Regions from separate parts of the Homo sapiens genome. Here region 2 is linked to region 1. A link is an interaction called in ENCODE POLR2A ChIA-PET data of the cell type or tissue named here. Cell type or tissue: GM12878. All regions are shown on one strand. Links, peaks and the distances in the headings refer to the core of each region. The heading gives the core; the rest is flanking DNA. Region 1 overlaps GPATCH2L (G-patch domain containing 2 like). Region 2 overlaps IFT43 (intraflagellar transport 43).

Evidence for each region. ChIA-PET counts read pairs that join two places held together with the same protein. Peaks named below come from ENCODE experiments on the same cell type or tissue, not always from the same donor. Only the 100,000 strongest peaks of a DNase experiment are listed, where the experiment ranks them.
Region 2: POLR2A ChIA-PET joins it to region 1 with 6 read pairs; 4 of 35 experiments call an interaction of 5 or more read pairs at or near these places.

What each region holds. Positions count from the first base shown.
Region 1 is chr14:76,185,250-76,197,026 of GRCh38, reverse strand. GPATCH2L (G-patch domain containing 2 like) reads right to left here. Exons shown (of 10, transcript NM_017926.4): 9 at 1,055-1,149. Among named protein-coding and RNA genes, the nearest start is that of GPATCH2L, 39 kb to the right of the region's middle. RefSeq lists an enhancer at 6,561-6,650. In GM12878, for the core only: no CTCF peak of the experiment used is centred there; a DNase peak (open chromatin) is centred at 2,426; H3K4me3 peaks cover 348 bases; H3K27ac peaks cover 5,493 bases.
Region 2 is chr14:76,011,619-76,023,395 of GRCh38, reverse strand. It overlaps IFT43 (intraflagellar transport 43), which reads right to left. Exons shown (of 9, transcript NM_001102564.3): 3 at 1,002-1,069. It also overlaps the pseudogene UBE2L3P3. Among named protein-coding and RNA genes, the nearest start is that of IFT43, 32 kb to the right of the region's middle. In GM12878, for the core only: no CTCF peak of the experiment used is centred there; a DNase peak (open chromatin) is centred at 7,450.

The DNA.
Region 1 (11,777 bases), core at 1,281-9,280:
AAATAATGTTTACAAAGTGTTCAGCTCAGGGCCTGGCCATGTGGAAAGCACTGAAAAAAAAGTACTATAATCATCAGACCTGTAATGAAGATTGTCCAGTATGAACCACCATAAAGCAGACTTTCCAAACAGAAGCACAAAGAGGACAATTTCACAGTTCACCAAAACTTACTAAGTTAAGGTAGAGGATAGGGCTCCCTCCCCATCTGTGTGAGGTTTACTCTCTATTCAGCTATCAACTGTTCTGATTTATATAATAGGTAGTATTTTCTAAAGAAAATAAAATATTCAATGGTATATTCAATATCCAGTTTTCTCACTGAAATATTAATAAATACATAACTCTCCCCTTTTTTTCATTGAAGGATAACATACACACAGTGAAGGACATCAACCCTAAGTGCACAGCTCCAGATTCTACCTATGTAAGCAGCCACACACCCCCACCAAGTTCATCATATGGAGCATTGCCAACAGCCCAGAGGGTTTCTTTGTGCCCTCTCTTGGTCACTGCCCCCCACCAAAGAGAAGCACTATTTTGGCTTCTACCAATTAGTGTTAGTTTTGTTAAAAAAAAAAAAAAAAAAAACTGAAAAGTTTTAGCCTAAAAAATTGTTTTTAATTAGGAATGTCATGACCAGTAAAATATTAGCATTCTACTTATAAAAGCAGTAAGAATGTACTGTACTGTATGCAAAATAAGAAAGTAAATAACCCTGTGTGACTGCCTGACTGAACTGCCACTTCACCTGGACTTTCATTAACATGGACCTAATTTCCTGTCTGCTAAAACAAAAGCTCAGATGACTGGAGATTGCTGATAGTGGAATATAGGGTTTCAAACTCTAGATAGCCATGTAACAGTGAAAAAGCACAGACTTCAGAGTCAGCAAGAACTAGGCTAATTATTTCTTGTAGTCTCAGTTTTCCCATGTAAAGTGGGAATAAAATGACCTACACTATCACAAACATTACATGAAAAGGTATACAAAACACATAATTTAGTGCCTGGCACACGGTACATGCTCAATAAATGATAACTGCATGTAATCACCTGCACTGGGGCTAGACAAAGATGCTGTGGCCACTGGTTTCCGCTTCCTCTTGATGTCACGTGAACATGGTGGTCCCCAGTGTACATTTGCCTGTCTGCAGATGTAAGAAGAAGAAAAATGGTTTGAACTTTTTAATTCTTATTGTAAGACATTACATGTAGCCCAGATTAAATCCTTAACCTATTACAGACATAAACAAAATGGGCACCATCTTTTGCCATTAAGCATTGGGACAACATTATTCAGAATTAATAATAACTCACTCTTTATCCACAATACACACCCATTCTAAACTTTTTACCTGATTTCAGTGTAGCAGACATTCAAGATTAATTTCAATAAATATGTGTTGCATTACATGCTTATTTTTATACAATTATTTTTCATAAAAACTATAACCACAATTGCTCTAAACTCACTAATGAAATACTTACTCCCAAGAGGTAATACATTGAAAAGTTTAATGCTGCATGAACACAGATATTTGCATAGAATTTTAATAGGAAGTTCAACCTCCTGTCATGTAAATCTGAATTTTTAATACTGTCTACATCACAAGTTAAGTAAGTTTAGTTTCTGTGACTTTTAAAAATATTAATTATGCTTTTTATTTTACAGGTAAAAAAATAAAAATATTAATTATGTGACAATATGTTCCTTCATCTGAATACTCAGCTTATTTTAAAAGCAAACGATTCTGTGAAAGACAATGGGATTAACACTGAACTACGTGGTATGCTATTTTAGTTCACCACTGTTCCCCAAGAATGTATTGTACTGTATGCAAATTAAGAAGTAAAATAAAAATCTTTACGTATGTGAAGATTTTGTCCCTCTCAAACTAGACAGATCCTGCCTCTGATTAAAGACCAAAATGAGTCTCACCTTTACACAAAGTGTTCCTTGAACATTTGGGGCCTCATCTACCATGAAGCAATGTTTAACTGGTGTGCATATATCTTGCTTCTCTAATGAAACAAGAAGGCTTAATCTCTTTGAGATTAAGAACAGGGATCTTGAGAACAGAAACTTTATTTACACTTCTTTGATAATTTTCCAATGATCTACCAACCTTGGCTCAAGGCACACAGGCGATCCTCATTAGCTGTTGATTAAAACTGCTATGAATGAATAAAAGTTCTAAAAATCAAATGGCCACTTGAACACTTAAAAGTGATTAAAATAGTAAATTTTATATTATGTACATTTTACCACAATTTTAAAAAACTAGCCAAAGTAAATAACATATAAAATTATACCAGATAAACTCCTAATCAGTAGTCCCAGCTGAGGATTAAGACCCTTAGTAGTCTTAAAACTGGAACCTCAGACAAACCTAAGAAAACCTGGTTAGCAAGGCAACAAGGCAGCTGTTGAATGGACAAATTTTTTGACTCAGAAAGTCCCCAAAATAACTTGCACAGTTGAAAAGGGTGCATGCATGCGTGCACGCAAGCATGAGCGTGCACACACACACACACACACACTTTCATGTCTCTAAATAGCAAAAGCTTAAGAGTCAATTCAATTTATAAATAGGAAAATATAAGAATTTGACTAAAATCCTAAGAAATTCTTTAGGAATGCAAAGAATGCTACAGGCTGAGATTTATAATACAAAGCCAGTGGTTTGGAAAATTCCATCCAAAGCACCTTTTATTGATCACTCTGTCCTGTACAGAAAATTAAGTCAAATACCTCATGAATAATTAATTCTGAAAGCTCAAATAGTTAATTCTAAATAGCTAATTATCAATGTGTAAAGTAGGGAAAACGCTTCCTTTTTCATACCTTGCATAAATCCTGGGAACAAGTCTAAGCAGCATGCTGATTTAATAATAAATTAACACAGGTGACAACATCAAAGGGAGACAGGACTTCAGTCTGAACGGAGTGGTGGTAATTCCCTTTGAAGTCCAGACACAAGCAGAAAATAAAGTGACACTACAAAATTGTGTTTCTCCTCAAAACAGAGAAATGTAGAACACATAGAGCATCCATCTTTTCCACAAACATAAGACTTGAGTACATACCCAAACTGAGACTATCCAAGCACTCTGATCTTATTCAATCATCCTTATCCTCAGGCATGATTCAGAAGGAGAAACAAAGTCAAACAAAGGCTAACAGTGTATAGTCATGCTTCTTTCCTCTTTATCTGAAGCTCATTAAAGGAACCTCCAAAGCTTTTCAGAAAAAATGTTAACACCACTGATTCAAGCTAAACCATGTTACTGTTAGACATCAGGATGGTGGCACTCTACAGCAGTGGTGAGGGGGAAGACAGGCAGAGAAAGAGGCACAGGGAGCTTCTGGGGTTCTTTCTGATAACTCTCTTTTTCTTCATCTGGATGCTTGTTACTTGACTGTAACTTTGTGACTGTTTATCAAGTGTATATTTCTTTGTACTCTTCCCTGTATGTTTATCCTTCAATAAAAAGTTAATTTAAAACATTGCTTCTTCAAGATCACAGTTTACAATATGCTGAGTTTCATGAGACAGATGCAAAATGAGAAGCATAAGTACTCAAGAAGTATATTAAGATACTAATTCTTGGAGTATCAACTTGAGCTGAACTACACAAATACTGCCTTTTATTTGCCCCCATCCATCATTTTCACCATTTTGCGTGTTTGATATATGTCAGTAACATGGGAAAAGGCCCATATTATCAACTCTTTTATGGATCTAGTCAGTACTACTTATCTCACACTTTCGAGGAATGACAGTGTCATTTTGGAATTTAAAAAAAAAAACCATTTATACACTAAAATGTTAAAGTTTTTAACAACTTTTAATGGAAATGCTTATTTACTTTAGCAAACTGAGAATAAGTATTACTTACCTATTATTACGCACACAGGTTATTATACCACAACATCTTAGGGTGCTATTGTGGGTTCAATGGCTCAGGTGGTCCTTCCACCACCACCCTGCTCCTCTAGGCGATATTGTTAAGCCTTCAGGTCAATTGTCTCTACATTAAGTGACCCTTGACTGCTATGCCTCCAGCATATTACTTCTCTCTGTGGTAAATGGTCTACTTCTACCACCCCATTCCTACCTCTAACTGTTGCCTTGAATATCTTAAATCCTTCAGATTTTGTAAATTCCTCTGGTTATAACAGGAAAGAACTGAAGACTTTCTAAGGAAATCAAGTAAAGAAACTTGTTAAGTGAATTATTTTATTGTAAAAGTATATACTTTTGTGGACTATTTCCTTTCTACTAAGCAGTTTTGTTGCTTCTTTCATTGTTCACTAAATTTTTACTGAGCACCTACTCTTGCCAAGCACTGTACTAAACACTAGGGATATAGTGATAAACAAGAGACAATCTCTGCCTTGATGGATCTTATAGCCAAGTCCTATCTGCAGCTGCACAGCTTTTCAGGTTACAGAATATGAATAACAAAGAAACTAGGGTATCAATGAAGAGAAGGTATGTTCGTTTTTAAAACTCAGTTTAAATGATCCTTCCCTCTTAAAACATTTCTCTTAAGACCCATTTCAAGGTTGGAGAGCTATTTCATAGGAGGTAGAATAACATCATATCTTCGCTGTCAGTATATGAGGACATTTTTCTCTATGTCCCTTCCTAGACAAGATTTGGGGAGGGAAGAAGAGAAATGATCAAACTGTTATAACAGGACAGTAAGACATTTTGCTTCTTCCTTGGTTTTAAGTGAACATTAGTACTGCTAGAGTTTACAGCTTGGGAAAATCTATTTTTCTATGTGAAGTCCCCATCTGCTTGGAAAGAACCCTAGAGGACAAAGAAGGAAGAGGACCCAGAACAAGCCTGCTACACAATGGAATACTATTCAGGCGTTTAAAAAAAAAAAAAAAAAAGAGTAAGTCCTGTCATTCACAGCAACATGGATGGAACTAGAGGACATTAGGTTAAGTGAAAACAAGCCAGGAACAGAAAGTTAAACACATTGAGTTCTCACTCATAAGTGGAAGCTTAAAAAAGTTGATCTCATAGAAGTAAAAAGTAGAACAGAGGATACTTCAGGCTGGGGTAGGGGAAGGAAGGGATAGAGAAGGATTTGTTAAAAGATATAAACTTATAGCTAGATAGGAGGAATAAATTCTAGCATTCTATAGTACTGTAAGGTGACTATAGTTAACAATTGTATATTACACAGTTTCAAATAGCTAGAAGGAAGATATTGAATGCTTCTAACAAAAAGAAATGATAAATGTTTGAGCAGATGGATATGCTAATGACCCTGATTTGATCACTATTGTATGTATTGAAATGCCACTGTGTACCCCATAAATATGTATAGTCATTATGTGTCAGTTTTTTAAAATAAAATAAAATTTTAAAAAGAAGAGGAAGAAAAAGAGAACAAGCCTGGGGAAAAGAAGGAAGTTGGGTGCTTAGAGCAAGAGGATTTAGAGGCAGGAAATGGAAGCTGTCATGTGGCACGGCACATTCAGAATATTAGCACAGCCCTGCTCAGAAGTGAAGAATATTACATGTGGGGTTGGCAGGGCTGCCTGTATTATTTTGGGGAACCTTACCATGTGGGTAAGGCAACTGCTACAGCTTCGGCTTCCTATTGACAAGACAGTTCCAGTTTTTTGTTCATCCCCAAATTCCAGATCATCAATTGCAGACATAAAAAATTAAAGAAGGGAAGGAAAAATAAGGAGGTTGACCACTTCCCCAACCCCATTTTCATTTAGGGGTACTTAACAACCACTTGACTCCTTTTCTTTTTAATGTGTTATTTATTTAATGTGTGTTATTTTACTTTGAAAGCATCACTGTTTACTCTCAAAATGGAAACTAAAAGAGGGACAAAAGCACAAATGCAGTAACAACAAGGATAGAGAGTCTGAACTTCCCTTTCTCACCAACACAGAGACCCTCCCTACAAGTAGAAAGGTTGAAAGAGTAACGAGATATTTCAGAACTCTTTTTCAAGTGTAGTATATGGTTGTTCTTGGGTTGCAAACCATGTAATACGTTAAGGGAAGTGATCTTTCAATTAGGCACATTGTATAAAAGGCTAAGTATAAGTTAAAGTCTCCACCAAGTTAAAACTTCATTCTCAACTGGAGTGGCAAATGGTTATCCGAATTATATAAGGAGCTTTTACTAAATACACATGTCCCTATCAAGATCCTAATTCAGTAGGCTGGGGAGGAGTGGGAGCAGAATCAGTAACATATTTATTTTGAAATTTTTCCCTGGGTAATTCTGATAAGCACCTACCTACTTCGAAAATTACTGAGTTGAAAAATCTACCAAATTCCCAGAGCCAACCTAGTCAATAATAGAGATCTAAGTATTCAACCTAAAGAATAATAGAATGATTAAATGAATATAAATTTAGATAAAAATACTGTTCCCCAGTATATATGCAATTAGAGAAAAGACAGGCTATGCCTGTTCTGTTTCATCTGATCAGGGCCTCAGGGACAATCTTCACTCAGGCCAGCGAAACCTGGGGTATACGCTTCTTTCATAGTGTAAGTGTGGGATCAGTACTTCCCCTAAGAGTGTCATAGTTTCCCCACTGTGGTGGTATTTGCCAGGGCAGAGTTGGAAGAATGAGCACTAAAAGCAAAAAATTTTTATTTTTAAATAAGAATTTAAAAAAAATTCTTATCTCAGAAAAAGTCATTAAATTGTTATTACAAGTGTGAAGGTGAATGCTGAAATTAACAATTAATGGAAAGAGGATTCTTTCTATCCAAGCATAAACACAACATTTCTATTTTCTTTTTTACTGCAGGTAACTGAAAGATCAGGTGAGTTGTTAAAACTGCAGTGTTACTTAGGAAACCGGGCAGATCACTATGTCCTTGGGGCAGGAATGTACTTTTAGGGAAAAAAAAATACTTTGAGAAATACATGCATGTTTAATAGAACCAATGTTGGCAAAAAATAACTGAAGTGACTGCGTTAGATTTGGAACAAAGATCTTTAGAGTCACTCCTAAGGAGAGAAAACAGTCTGTCTGCGAATGGCAAGCTAGTTTAAGGAATAGTTCACCTTCAAAAATCACTCATTTTTAAAGTTAATGAAAAGTTCATCTTTTTATATAGAATAAAAATCCTCAAAAAACTGGGTATAGAAGGAACATACCTCAACACAATAAAAGCCATATATGACAGGCCCACAGCTAGTATCATACTGAATGGGGAAAAACTGAAAGGCCTCTCTTCTAAGATATGGAACATGATAAGGATGCCCACCTTCACCACTGTTACTCAATTTAGGACTGGAAGTCCTAGCTAGAGTAATCAGACAAGAGAAAGAAATAAAGGGCATCCAAACCGAAAAGGAAGACATCAAAGTATCCTTGTTTGTAGATGATATGAACTTATATTTGGAAAAACCTAAAGACTACCACAAAACTGTCAGTAGTGATAAACAAGTTCAGTAAAGTTGCAAGATAAAAAATCAACACAAAAAATTCAGTAGCATTTCTATATGCCAAGAGTGAACAATCTGAAAAACAAATTTAAAAATTAACCCCATTTATAGTGGCCACAAATAAAATTAAATACCTAGGAATTAACTTACAGAAATAAAAGATCTCTATAATGAAAAATATAAAACATGGATGAAAGAAATTGAAGAAGACACCAAAAAAACTGAGAGATATTCCATGTTCATGGATTGAAAGAATCAATATTGTTAAAATGTCCATACTAGCCAAACCAATCTACAGATTCAATGCAATCCCTATCAAAATACCAGTGACATTCTTCACAGAGATAGGAAAAAGAATCCAAAAATTTATATGCAGCCACAAGAGACCCAGAACAGCCAAAGCTATCCTAAACAAAAAGAACAAAACTGAAGGAACCACACTACCTGGCTTCAAATTATACTACAGAGCTATAGTAACTGAAATAGCATTGTACTGGCATAAAAACAGACACATAGACCAATGGAACAGAATAGAGAACCCAGAAACAAATCCACACATGCAGAGTGACCTCATTTTCAGCAAAGGTGCCAAGAACATATACTGGGGAAAAGACAGTCTCTTCAATAAATGGTGCAGGGAAAACTGGATATCCATATGCAGAAGAATGAAACTAGACCCCTATCTCTCACCATATACAAAAATCAAATCAAGTAGATTAAAGACTTAAATCTGAAATCTCAAACTATGAAACTACTATAAGAAAACATTGGGAAAAATCTCCAGGACATTCGTCTGGGCAAAAATTTTTTGAGTAATACCCCACAATCACAACAACCAAGGCAAAAATGGACAAATGGGATCACATTGAGTTAAAAACCTTCTGCACAGCAAAGGAAACAATCAACAAAGTGAATAAACAACCCGCAGAATGGGAGAAAATATCTGCAAACTACCCATTTGACAAAGGGTTAATAATTAGAATATATAAGGAGCTCAAACAACCCTGTAGAAAAAAAATCTAATAATCCAATCAAAAAAGATTTGAACAGATATTTCTCAAAAGACATACAAGTGGCAAACAGGCATATGAAAAGATGCTCAATATCACTGATCATCAGAAAAATGCAAATCAAAACTACAATGAGACATCATCTGACCCCAGTTAAAATGGCTTACATCCAAAATACAACTAATAATGCTGGTGAGGATGTGGTGAAAAGGTAATCTTCGTACACTGTTGGTGGGAATGTAAATTAGTACAACCACTATGCAGAATAGTTTGGAGGTTCCTCAAAAAAACTAAAAATAGAGCTACCATATGATCCAGCAATCTCACTATTGGGTAAATACCCAAAAGAAAGGAAATCAGTATATCAAAGAGATATCTGCACCCCCAGGTTTGCTGCAGCCCTGTTCACAATAGCCAAAATTCGGAAGCAACCTAAGTGTTCATCAACTGATGATGGATAAAGAAAATGTGGTGCATATACACAATGCAGTACTATTCAGCCATAAAAAAGAATGAGATCCTGTTATTTGCAACAACATGGATGGAAATGGAGATAATTATATTAAGTAAGATAGACCAGGCACAGAAAGACAAAAATCACATGTTCTCACTTATTTGTGGGATCTAAAAATCAAAACAATTGAACTAATGGAGATAAAGAGTAGAAGGAGGGTTACCAGAGGCTGGGAAGGGTAATGAGGGTGGTGGGGAATGTGGATGGTTAATATGTATAAAAAAATTGAAAGAATGAATAAGATCTACTATTTGATAGCACAACAGGGTGGCTACAGTCAATAATAATCTAACTGTACATTTTTAAATAAAAGTAAAATTGGTTTGTTTGTAACACAAAGAATAAATGCTTGAGGGGATGGATACCCCATTCTCCATGATGTGATTATTACGCATTACATGCCTATATCAAACCATCTCATGTACCCCATAAGTATATACACCTACTACAAACCCACAAAAATTAAAAATTAGAAAGTTAATAAAATTCAATGTAAAAATGGTATTTGTTTTCTATACTTTTTCTTTAACACAAGTAACACCAGGAAAAAATTTGATATTTCTAGGGACCAAAGTTCATATATATATTCCAATTATTCTGCTTAATTACTAATCTATTCACCTCAATTATTTTTAACAAAAATGTATGGAGGCCTACCCAATGTAACATACTATGCTGGATGTGCAGAGGGAGATAAAAGATGACTGAGCTGAGGTCCTGTCCCCAGGAGCTCACAACACAGTAGGAAGGCCAATTCCTAAAGAAAGAATTAATACTCCGAGACACTGAGTTGTAATCAGAGAACAAGTAAGTGCTAGGGTAAAAGGAGAAAAAGGAGGATTAAATCTAGAGATTTAATCCCTAGATTAAATGTGAGACTCCTTTCTCACATGTGATTTTACCTTTAAGGTTTACTGACATTTATTAAGCAGTCAGGAGGGGAAATATTTTCATAGACTTGCACCTGGGAAAAGATCTAGGCCTATGGCACTAGGAGCAGATAGGAAGAAAAGAAAAAAAAAAAACACTTCACAATTATCATAGGAAACAGAGGAGGCTTATCTAACAGGAAGCGATCCTAGCAATTCCACTAATGATTTTCACTTAAATCTAACCCTCAGTAGTCTGTGACAAACTGCTCACTGGCACCTGAAAATTCTCCCTAATCTAATTCCCTTAGCTGGGCTAAAGTAGGCATATCTATGAAGCTGTTTCATGCCGCCCATAAGAGCCAAATCATTTCACATCAGTTGGAAAGATGGGTATCTTACAATGGAAAAACAGAGAGAGAGAAAATGCTTTCATCATTCCACTTAGGCAGTAAGATGCCAGCCAGCTGAGAGCCACTGTCAACGAGACCCTCCAATAGAGGACAAAAGATTCAAGAACTGTGTACTATACAATGGGCAATTCCAATAGGCTTGGGCAGCCTTATAGACAATACTATAGCAGAAACTGCTTCACACATGTGGCTGAAACTGAGGCATTAAAGAGGTGAGAAAGCAACACTGTGCTTCACAGCATCAACAGATACAGGACTAATAAAAGGTTCCTTCCCCCAAGCCCTGAGGTAAAACCTCAGGCTGTTTATTATGGCTCCAAAGGTCAAAATTAATAGCATGAAGTGAGTCTTCTTCTTACTCTTTGAAACTCCTTGTCAAGTGGCACAGCCAGCTGGGCACACAACTCTGATATGCAGATCATAACGTTTGTGAACAGATAAAATGAATTACAAATGAGCTCAGCCTATCCTATTTCAACTCTCTAATGGGCAGGAAGGTCTCTCTCTCTTTTTTTTTAACCCCAACTCTGTCCAAATGCCTCCTCTTATAGACCATTTGAGGTCATTTAAGCACCTCAAGAATCAGTATTACATCTAATTAGCAAATGACTCTGGAAGCCAACTCAAAGTTTTTAAAATTGCAATTATCCTAAGGATGGGGTAGGGCAGTAACTACATAACAAAAATAATATTGGTTACCAGGATGCTCAATATTTACATATATTATTTCATTTTGGTCCCCATTCAACCAATTTAAAAAGTATTGATATTTCCATTTTAAAGATGTAGAAATTGAGGTATGGGAAGATTAAGTCATTTGCCTGGGTAAAGCCCGGATTCTCGCCCAGGTCTGCCTGACACTAATATCTACACTCTTAATCTCCTACCACCTATGCCAATGGACTATGAAGAAAGTAGAAGCTATGAAACTTTTCATCCATTCATTAAGAAACACGTATAACATTTGCATACCAGGCTGATATCTGCCATCCTTACCACAACTAAAAATAAGATTTCTCAAAGAAAAAACAGTTTATTTACAAAGGAAGCTGACCTATATGAAAAGAAGATATCAGTGCTTTGCTATTTCAGAGCTTAAAGAAAGAATAAATTAAAATGGTAATGCTTGACCAAATTATCTTCCAAAATAAAGGAAAGGTCACTAAAAGTTGACCTTTCCTTTGAGTTGGAGAAAACTAAAACACTGCCATGAAAAGTTTTTGCACTCAAAAACTGCAACTGGTGATTGATGAATCACATAGATGCAACTGACCTGTATGTAGCAATTGATAAATCCTAGCTATCATTTTCTTTGGTAATAATAGTAAGAAAAACTATCCTTCACAATCAACAAATCTCTCATTTTGGGAAAAACTGCTTGCAGCACTAGTCTTCTTATTACAAGTTTGTGACTGTGCCCTTAACAATACCACTGCCTCTACCAGAACGCCAATCACACCATCTGCTGTTTGGGCAGCAGCAATTCTTAACACCAATACCAGGTATCACACCTTTAACA
Region 2 (11,777 bases), core at 2,639-10,638, 170 kb after region 1:
GATTCAAAGCCAGGCAGCTGGCTCCAGTACCTGCGGCTGTCACCACACTCTGCCGCCCCTCAATATGGAACCACAGGGATCAGCATCTAGTCTAAGCTGTGGAAAGGCTGGGAGGGCTAAACACAACAGCAACATTCCTGTTACATATGTAATTTCCTTCAGTCTTTGAATCACCCTGTAGGGATCATCAATGTGTCCATCCAGGTGCTCAGCCATGGTAAACATCTTACCCAACATCATCCAGCTCAGAGAGAATGGCATCTGCCATCTACAGCCCCACACTGAACACTATGCAGTTTATAAAGTGCTGCTACATGCACTGTGACATCAGGTTTCCCAGCCTTCCCAGGAGCTCTGGAGAGGCTGATGAGATAATGTCAGATGGTTATGGTATAAATATTCATGCCAGCTTACAGTAAACACAAGATACCAACTAGGCAGGGTGATGGGACATCTGTATTGTTCCCCTTTATGAATGATGACTGATATATGTCAGGGGAGGACATGCCGCACAGTTCATCAGCAGTTACCAACAGGCAATTCCATTATGTTTTGGAAATTAAGAAGAACACAGAATGCTACAACATGGATAAACTTTGAAAACATTATGACAAGTGAGAGAAGCCAGCCATAAAGGACCACATAATGTAGATTGTATTTACATGAAATGTCCAGAATATGCAAATCAGAGAGAGAGAAAGTTGACTGGTAACCACCTAGATCTAGAGAGGTTGGGGGGACATGGGAAGTGGCTGCTAATAGATACAGGGTTTCTTTTGGTGGGGAGGTGATGAAAATGTTGTAAAATTGATTGTGTTAATGGTTGCACAACTCTGTGAATATATTAAGAATGATTAAATTGTGCATTTTAAGTGGGTGAATTGTATGGTATATAAATTTTTTCTCAATAAAGCTATTGTAAAAAATAAAACAACACAGGAGCAAAGTCCCCCCAACCGTGTGCACCCCCACCCATACTCTTATGAGCTGCTGGTACTCACTTCGAAGCCTTCACGGAATCACCTGCCCAGCCTCCCTGTCGGCAGCGAGGTAATTTAGCAGAGGAAGTCTACAAGGAAAGAGAAGTCAAAAGAACACATTCACTCAACATTTGCATTTATTTTATTTTTTATTTTCTATTTTTTGAGATGAAATCTCACTCTGTCACCCAGGCTGGAGTGCAGTGGTGCGACCTCAGCTCACTGGAACCTCCGCCTCCTGGGTTCAAGCGATTCTCCTGCCTTAGCCTCCTGAGTAGCTGGGATTATAGGCGCCCACCACCACGCACAGCTAATTTTTGTATTTTTAGTAGAGACAGGGTTTCACCATGTTGGCCAGGCTGGTCTCAAACTCCTGACCTCAAGTGATCCGCCCACCTGGGCCTCCCAAAGTGCTGGGATTACAGGCGTGAGCCACCGCGCCCAACCAACATTTGTGTTTAAACACCACAATGGCTGAGGGTAAGGTCACCTACACCAATCAATATTCAGCCTACCTTTTGAATAAAAATACAGTAACCTTTGTAATTTACTATGAAAATCTGGGTTCCTTCATACCCTCCCGGTGAGTCATAAATTGGCACCATGTTTCTGGAGGGCTATTTGGTAAAGTTTATTGAAAGCCTTAAAAATGCTCATACTTTTTAACCTAGCAATTCTAATCCTAGAAATTGATCCCAAGGGAAAAATCAGAGAGGAATATAATGTTATTTTTGAGTAGTGAATAGCTAGAAACAACCAAAATTGCTAGCAATAAGGAATTAAGTAAATGGTAAAATACACATGAAAATACTATGCAAATAACAAAAAGCCATGTTATAAGAAAACCCAATGATATAAGAAAGTTTGATACATTTTAAGTTTCAAAAACATGTTACCAAACAGTAAGTATATGCTTTTGATGCATTTTTTGAAATGATTATCAACATATACTATTTAGTGTTAATGAGTTATATGTACATGACTGACAGGGGACTCCATTATAGGCAATTTTAATTTTCCTTTCCTCTTCTGCTTTTTATAAACCGAAAAGTAATAAAATAAAGATATAAGAGTGAGACTTGCTTAGAAGAGATAAACTAAATTGGTGGGTGGATTAAAAATCTACTCAAGAGGCCTACACCAACCCCTGCCACTGCTGCCAGTGACCGAGTACAGTGTCTAAGAGGCTTGGGGATTGACTTGCCTCCAACCCCCACCACCACTAGCACCCATGTATGCCATCTAGGGGCCTGAGGATAGGCTGACCCCACCCACCACCACCACTGCCAGCACACACATGACCCAGGGGCATAGGATGGATCCACCCTGCCCACCACCACTGGTGCACATTTTCTGGGGTCTAAAGGACCGTTCTGCCCTGTCTGCCACCCATGCATAGTCTGCGAGCCTGGGAATAGGCCTACCCTGCCTGCCACCAGTGTCCATGTATGTCTCCCAAAAGCCTGATGGCCAGTCTACCCAGCTTGCAGCCACCACCCACCCACATGCACTACCTGGGGACTGGCTCACCTGGCCCACCACTGCCACCCCCGGCACCTGAGCAAGGCACTGGAGGCCTAAGGACTGACCTGCCCAGATCCACCATCACCAGAACCCATGTACACCACCTGGGGGGCCCAGGGACTAGCATACCTGGCTTGCCACCACTACCACTGGTGCCTAAGGACCAGCCCACTTGGTATCCCCATTTGCAATAAAGCCTTGTCACAGCCTCCAATAACAACTATAGCCTAAGCCACTAAAGAACCCATAGATACCCACTGATGCTGATTACAGCTGAAGATATATAAAAACTACATCACTGCACCCACCCAGAATCAAAGCCAAAGCACCCCACCCTACCAACACCATAGATACATCTATAGGGAAGTCTTTTCTTATGGAAGTCAATCCATAAGACTGGAAGATGCAACTATTACACCAGATACACAGATATCAATGTAAGAACACAGGAAACATGAAAAAGCAAGGAAACATGACACCTTTAAAGGAACACAATAATTCTCCAGTAACAGATCCCAATGAAAAGACAATCCATGAAATGGATAAAAAAGAATTCAAAACAATGATATTAAAGAAACTCAGTGAGGTATGAGAGAACACAGATAAAGAGTACAAAGAAGGCCGGGTGCGGTGGCTCATGCCTATAATCTCAGCACTTTGGGAGGCCAAGACGGGCAGATCACAAGGTCAGGAGATAGAGACCATCCTGGCCAACATGGTGAAACCCCATCTATACTAAAAATACAAAAATTAGCTGGGCGTGGTGGCGCATGCCTGTAATCCTAGCTACTCAGGAGGCTGAGGCAGGAGAATCACTTGAACCAGGAAGTCAGAGGTTGCAGTGAGCTGAGATTGCGCCACTATACTCCAGCCTGGCAACAGGGAGAGATTCCGTCTCCAAAAAAAAAAGAGTACAAACAAATCAGAAAAATGATTCATGATCTGAATGGGAAAGTCAATAAAGAGATAAACATCATAAAAAAGAACCAAATAGAAATCCTGGAACTGAAGAAGTCAATGAAAGAAAGAAAAAATACAATCAAGAGCTTCAATAATAAACTAGATCAAGCAGGAGAAAAAGAATTTCAGAACTTGAGGACAGGTCTTTTGAAATAACTCAGACAAAAAAGAAAAAAGAATAAAGGAAGCCTACTTGACATATGCAACACCATAAAGAAAACAAGTATTAAAATTTTTGAAGTCTCAGAAGAAGAGATGGGCAAAGGTATTGAAAACCTATTAATGCAATAATAGCTGAAAACTTCTCAAGTCTTGAAAGAGATATAGATATTCAGATACAGGAAGCTTGAAGGTCTCAAAATAGATTCACCTCAAAAAGATCTTCTCCAAGGCACATTATAATCAAAATGTCAAGTCAAAGACAAAGATAAAATTCAAAAAAACAACAGGAGGAAAGTGTCAAGTCACATAAAAGGGAATTCCCAGCAGAAACCTTACGGGCCAGGAAAGTTTGGGATGATATATTCAAAGTGCTGAAAGGGAAAAAAAAAAAGGCAGCTATGATTACTATACCCAGCAAAGCTATTATTCAAAAATGAAGGAGAAATAAAGTCCTTCCCAGATAAGCAAAACCAGAGGGAATTCATCACCACTGACAAGCCTTTCAATAAATTATTAAGGGAGTCCTACATATGGAAGTGAAAGAACAATATATACCATCATGAAAACACAAGACAGTATAAAACTCACTAGTAGAACAGATACACAAATGGGAAAGAGAAAGAATTCAAACATTACCACTTCAGAAAACCATCAAACTGCAATGATAAAACTTAAAAGAGGAAGTAAGGAAAAAAGGATATATAAAACAACCAGAAAACAATTAATAAAATGGCAGAAATAAGTCCTTAGCCATCAATAATAACCTTGAATGTAAATGGATTAAACTCCTCACTAAACTGGCTGGCTAAATTAAAAAGCATCACTATTTGCTGCCTATAAGAAACTTACTTCACTTATAAAGACACACATAGACTAAAAGTGAAGGGATGGAAAAAAATTCCTGCAAATAAGAACCCAAAGCAAGCAGGAGAAGCTATACTTACATGAGATAACACAGACTTTAAGTCAAAAACTGTAAAGAAGGTCATTCTATAATGATAAGGGGATCAATATAACAGTTCTAAATATATATGTACCCAACACTGGAGCCTCCAGATAATAAAAAGCAAATATTATTAGATCTAAATAGACTCCAATACAATAATAGTTGGTGACTTCAACATCCAACTGTCAGCACTGGAGAGATCATCTAGACAGAAAACCAATAAAGAAAACTGGGAATTTAAACTGCACTTTAAACCAAATGAAACTAACAGACATTTACTAAACATTTCATCCAATAGCCGCAGAACACACATTCTTCTCATCAGCACGTGGAACATTCTCCAGAATAGACCATATGTTAGGCCACAAAACAAATGTCAAGAAATTTTTAAAAACCAAAATCATATCAAGTATCTTTCAGATGACAATGGAATAAAACTAGAAATCAATAACAAGAGGAATTATGGAAACTGTACAAATACATAGAAATTAAACAACATGCTCCTGAACAACCACTGGATCAATGAAGAAATTAAGAAGAAAATTAAAAAATTTCTTGAAACAAATGAAAACAGAAACACAACATACAAAAACCTATGGGATACAGCAAAAGCAGAGCCAAGAGGGAAGTATAGCAATGAATACCTACATCAAAAAAAAAAAGGAAAGATTCTGAATGAACAAGCTAACAACACACCTCAGGGAACTAGAAATGCAGGAACCAGCTAAACCCCAAATCACTAGAAGGAAAGAAATAATAAAATCAGAGCAGAACTAAACAAAATAGAGACTTAAAAAAATACAAACGATCAATGAAACAAAAGATAGTTTTTTGAAAAGATAAACAAAATTAGTAAACTGCTAGCTAGACCAACCAAGAAAAAAGAGAGAAGACCCAAATAAATAAAATCATAAATGAGAAAAGAGACATTACAACTGATACCACAGAAATACAAAGGATCATAAGAGACTATTATGAACAAGTATATACTAATAAATTGGAAATCCTAGAGGAAATGGACAAATTCCTGGACACGTACAACCTACCAAGATTGAACCAGGAAGAAATAGAAAACCTGAACAGACCACTAACAAGTAATGAGATTGAATCAGTAATAAAAAGCCTCCCAACAAAGAAAAGCCCAAGACTAGATAGCTTTACTATTGAATTCTACCAAACTTAAAAGAACAAACACCAATTTTTCTCAGTCTATTCCCAAAAATTGAATGGGAGGAAATTCTTCCTAACTCATCTACAAAGCCAGTATTACTCTGACACCAAAACCAGATAAGGACACAACCACCACAACAACAACAACTATAGGCCAACATCCCTGATGAACATAGGATGCAAAAATCCCCAACAAAATACGAGCAAACTGAATCCAACAACACATCAAAAAGATAATACACCATGATCAACTGGGATTTATCCCAGGGATGCAAGGAGGGTTCAACACAAGCAAATCAATAAATCTGATATATAACACCAATAGAATGAGGGATAAAAACCACATTATCATCTTAATAGATGCAGAAAAAGCATTTGATATGATTGAACATCCCTTCATAATAAAAATTCTCAGCAAATCAGGCACAGAAGGAACAAATCAGTCCTCAACTTAATAAAGGCCACATACGACAAACCCACAGCTAACATCGTACTTAATGGAGAAAAGCTGAACATTTTTCCTCTAAGAACTGGAACAAGACAAGGATGTCCACTTTCACCACTTTTATTTAACATAGTCCTGGAAGTTCTAGCCAGAGTAATCAGTCAAGAGAAAGAAATAAAACTCTTCCAAATTAGACAGGAAGTGAAATTGTCCCTCTTTGCAGATGATATGATCTTATAAATACAAAAACCTAAAGATTGCATCAAAAAATTCTTAGAATGAATAAATGAATTCAGTGAAGTTGCAGGATACGAAATCAACACACAAAAATCAGTAGTGTTTTTACACACCAATAACAAACTAGTTGAAAAATAAATCAGGAAAGCAATCCCATTTATAATAGCTACAAAAAAAATACTTAGGAATACATTTATCCAAGAAGGTGAAAGACTTCTACAACGAAAATTACAGAACACTAACGAAAGAAATTGAAGAAGACATAAACAAATAGACATCCCATGCTTATGGATCAGAAGAATTAATATTGTTAGAATGACTGTACTACCCAAAGGAATCTACAGGTTCAATACAATTCTATCAAAATACCCACGATATTCTTCACAGAAACAGAAAAAACAACCCTAAAATTTATATGGGACCACAAAAGGGCCTGAATAGCCAATGCAACATTGGGCAAAAAGAACAAAGATGGAGGCATCACACTATTTGACTTCAAAATATATAATACTACAAAGCTATAGTAACCAAAACAGCATAATATTGGTATAAAAACAAATAGATCAAAGGAAGAGAATAGAAAACCAAGGAATAAATCCATGTATTTCTAGCCAAACGATTTTTGAAAACAACACCTACAACATATTAGGGAAAGAACAGTCTCCTCAATAAGTGGTGCTGGGAAAACCGGATTTCCATACACAGAAGAATAAAACCAGAGCCCCCATCTCTCACCATATACAAAAATCAAATCAAAATGGATTAAAGATTTAAATGTAAGACCTGACAGTATAAAAACTACTAAAAGAAACCTTCTGCACAGCAAATGAAACAATTAACACAGTGTAAGGATAAACTATAGGAGAAGATATCTGCAAACTATTTATCCAACAAGAAACGAGCATCCAGAATATGCAAGAAACTCAAACAATTCAATAGCAAAAAACCCAAAAAAGTCCCATTAAAAAGCAGGCAAAGGATCTGAAAAGAATCTCAAAAGATGACACACAAATGGCCAACTATATGAAAAAATGTTCTACATCACTGAGCATCAGAGAGATGCAAATCCAAAACCACACTGAGATATCATCTTACCCCAGTTAAAATGGCTCCTTTGAGCCTGGACTGAACTGTCACTTTACTAACGGATATCAAATGGTTAATAGCATTCCCTAAGAGTCTAAAACCCAAAATATCAGCTTTATCTTGTTTAACCACAAACCCAAGGAAGCCATGGCTATTGGGTGAAAATCCTTTCTGCCAAGAGGTAACACAAAGCCACATTTCCTCTCATTTTCTTCCCATTATAAAATGGTACCCGCAGCTCCAAAACAAAGCGATCACCAGCTAAAAGTCACTCCTCCAAAGCCAATACAGTTTAACACCTACTTCTAAAATCAAAGGATTTTTTTCACTAATAACTGAAGCCATTAGGAATTGATATAGTATTATAAAAACTGTATAAGCTACTTTTCATTTCCTCCACCCCAACATTGAGATCATTCAGAAAAGTAAAAAATTGCAAAGAAATCCCCTGAGCAACATGAGTCAGGAGCTATGGTAGTTAGCTTGCTTCCCACTGGCGAACCTCAGGAGAGAGCACTGAAGCAGAGGGGAGAGGAGGAGGGACAGGCAGGCTTAGCTCTCTGCAAAGTAGGCTTGGGCATTTAGAGGGAAATGCCTATCTCCTGAGGGAAAGTCCTTACATACATGATTTAGTTCTCTGAGTCCAAGGATTAGCAATATTTTTGTAAACACCCCCTAATATGAGTCTTGTTAGGGGCACACACAAATACCCTGTCTGGATGAGACGGACTTAATTAATAACTATTACCAAGTTATATGCTCTTCCCCAGAAATCAACCTTGTTACCTATGTGGGGAACTCGGCACTGGTCCCATGTGCACTAGGTGCAATAGAAAAAGTAGAAGATGTCATCCCTGTCCCAAATGTTCCATGAGGCCAAGAACACGCAGAGTTCAGTGTATCAGGCCTGTACGAAATCCACGTAATTGGATGTCAGGCTTAATCTGAAACTCAAAAGGCCACAATGGAAGTGAGAAGTAGGCGTCAGTGATGGAGACACAGAATTGTTCCAGGAAGAGGCTGCATCCAGGGTCCAAAGGTGAAGCTGAAGAATCCCTCAGCCATGGGGCACTTCCACCAAAATTTGCAGTTTTCTTGCCATCTTGGTGGTTTTCACTGGGGCATTATTAAGGCTGCTCTGATAAGCATGCATAAGGCTTACAATATATGTCTAAAAGCTAAACAGAATTGTACACACTCAGGAAGTGCTGAGGAGAAGGAGAGGTCAAGGAAGTTTATGGGCAAAGTGGGGCTTGTCCTGGATTGGAAATGTAAAGAAAAAAGCATTCCAGAAGCAACCAGATCCAAGGGTGTAGTGATACTGGGGATGGTATATAACTCTCCTGTAGCAAAATTTTGTTACTTGACCATTATATTTTAAGGGTCCCCGGGAAATGGCTTTGGGAGTTTGAGGCCCTCAGCATTCATTACTCTACAATGCAGGCCTTAAGTGGAAGCTGATGCAACTTGATCATAATGTGGCAGTTTGAAATTAAGTACAAACAATCTGAAATGTAAGCAGATGACTGGCTTGTAACAATATGGTTTTTTTAGAACATCTTAAATTTTTAATCCTTTCTTTATAGGCTACCTAGACTACTTTGGACTAAGAAAACTATGGAAAATTAGTAAGTGCCACAAGCGAATGCCAGGTGGTAGCACATGTCAATTTTCCACAGAGTCCTGAATGCACTGCTTGGGGTCTCTGCTCATACTTGCTGGAATCAACTGCAGTAGATTTTAGTCCATGGGTCGCTTTTCCTCATATTTCTTTGTAAACTCTTTAGCATTCTTATAGAATTTTTTACAGTCCTTAGAGTACTCTTCAGCTAGGTCAGCCCGAAATGGGTGCTCGGGCTGGGGGTTGTTCACAAGTGCTATGACAGCCTGGATTACTTGGTCAGTTTTGGTTGCTGGCTTCCAGTTTTCAGCACTAATTACTTGCAGACAGACTTGCTCCTTTTTGTCATTGTTTGGGTGATAAATCTTTGTTTTGTTTTAACTGTGGTCTTCAGTGGTTTAAATGGGTACTCTGCTGGAAATCTGATCTCCATTCTGAAGGCCCCCTTATCATATGGAGGGTTGTCAGGAACAATTAGCCCTTGCCAAGTCAAGAATTAGTTTCCTCAAACCTGGATGTTACGAAGTTTTTCATTCCACATTTGCGGATTTCTTCAAGCTCCTTCATCAGCCTTCTGCTGGCTGCCATTTTGGATTTGTTGCTGCTCCTTTCCCCAGCAATATGATTTTAAAGGTCTAGTTGGTTTCTTTTGCATAGACAGTCCAGTCCCTGAATACTTGGCTGCTCTCCCTAAGAGGTTTCATGACACCTAGACACCTAGTTATCCGCATTTCAAAAAACGGCTGTCTCCCCAGGGCAATCTGAAACACAGGACGCACACCTAGGCCAGCCACTGCTGTTGCTCGTTTTATGACCAGCTGCCTGGACTGTTGGCCTTCCCTTTCCGGAGGTGACAGATCAGATGCTAGGGAACCTATGGGGGTGCGAACGCCCTCACCAGCTCAACTGTCAAAGCTCCAGTCCCTGCCTGGACTGATGAGAAATTAAAGCCCTTTATTCACACATCTTTCCATTTGGACCAGGGGTCCTTCCCACAGAGCAGAGGAAGACACAAATGCATGATTTATTTTGTTCTTCAAATGTTATGAGTCTGAGTTCTCTACCTAATGGCCTACTCATTTACAGGAAGAAGAATTTACTCCTGCTCCATCACTGAAGCTAAAAACTTAATCTTCAGGCAGGCTAAGACAGTCGTGGCATTTTTTTCCTAAAGCCCATCAACTCAAGAGTCCTCCTTGACCAAGCACTTGGGAAGACATCTGTTTGAGTTGGCATTTTAGAAGAACCTATTTTCTATCCCTGTGTCAAGGAGAAGAGGAAGAAACTATATGGAAGAGAAGGATTAGAGCTCAAACAAACTTAAAAGCCAGAAAGAAGAGGAGGCCTGATCCTAGAATTCAAAAGTCCTGGTTTATTCTTTAAATTACTCTCCTGAAATTCAGAGGCACAGCCCCAAGACAACAGCTGGACAAATGATTTCCAATTTTGGCTGACTTACTGCCAGGTAACATTCCCTAAACTTGTTTTAAAAAAAGAAAGAGTCTTAAAATATGTAACACCAAGAGGGACAGAAATAGGAACAAGTGACGGTAGTCCTCAGGCAGTGCATCTCTTGTGTTCTCTCTTAAAAGCTGGAGTCACGTCTCCGAGTGTGGGAAATGAGCACAGCCTGCTGGGGCTGCCGCCTGATGGACGGAGGGGGCAGGACCCTGCATAGCTCCTGAAAAGCAGCAAAAATGTGTTCTCTCCAAAAATAAACAGGGGGCAGGAATGACTGTGAGTAAAGAGTTGGAAGCACGTGACTGGCGGTTGCAGTCCTGAAATACCAGCTTTCTACAAAAAGGAGCCTGTGAGAGGCAGAGAGCGGGAATTTCAGGAAATGGCCTCTTTATATGGTCTCATCCGAATGGGCTAGGATTCAATAACTGGAATTACCATGTCAGAGGGAGTCTTTAGGGCCAGACTTGTTTCTGATCTTTATATGGTTCCCCCAGATTCTTAAGATGCCAAAACAGAAAAGATGCTGCAGTGCCAAAAAAGGAGCCTTCTGAGTTTAGAAACTTCTCACACACTCTCAGAAGTCCTGGAGAAACTCCACCCTAACCCCAAAATATGAATCAGGCCAAGAGTTCTAAGTCCAAATTGCAACCTGTTTCAAAAAGCCAGTCCAAATACATGCATAAATTCCAACAGAAAGACATTTAGTTAAGCAAGATCAATTGCAAACTTCACACATATCCATCTTCCAGCTTCTAGGGGCAATGCAGCTCCCACATTCAATCTTACATTACTGACTAAAAACAAACTTCCCTTTCTTTCTCCAGCAATCTTAGAGAAGATCCAAGAAAGTTGTTCTTTATATGCTTGGCAAGTGAAAAGACTGATAGTAATACGGTATGTGCATACGCTTCAGGGCTGGCATCTACTCCTGCAATCTGTCCTCCACGCACAGTTCCAACTCTCCCAGTTTCTTCCTCCTGCCTCAACCCTGGGTCTGACAACTAATCCCTCAGAGAACTGAGTTTCTCCATAGTAGATTTAAGGTCATGGAAGGTAATGGATCACTCAATCTTATAAGTGAACTCCTGTGAATAAACATAGTTCTCTCAAGCTGAAATGGACATATCAAAACGCAAAGTCTATTTTACGTATAAGAAAGAAAGCTGATCATCAGTGAGTGCTAAA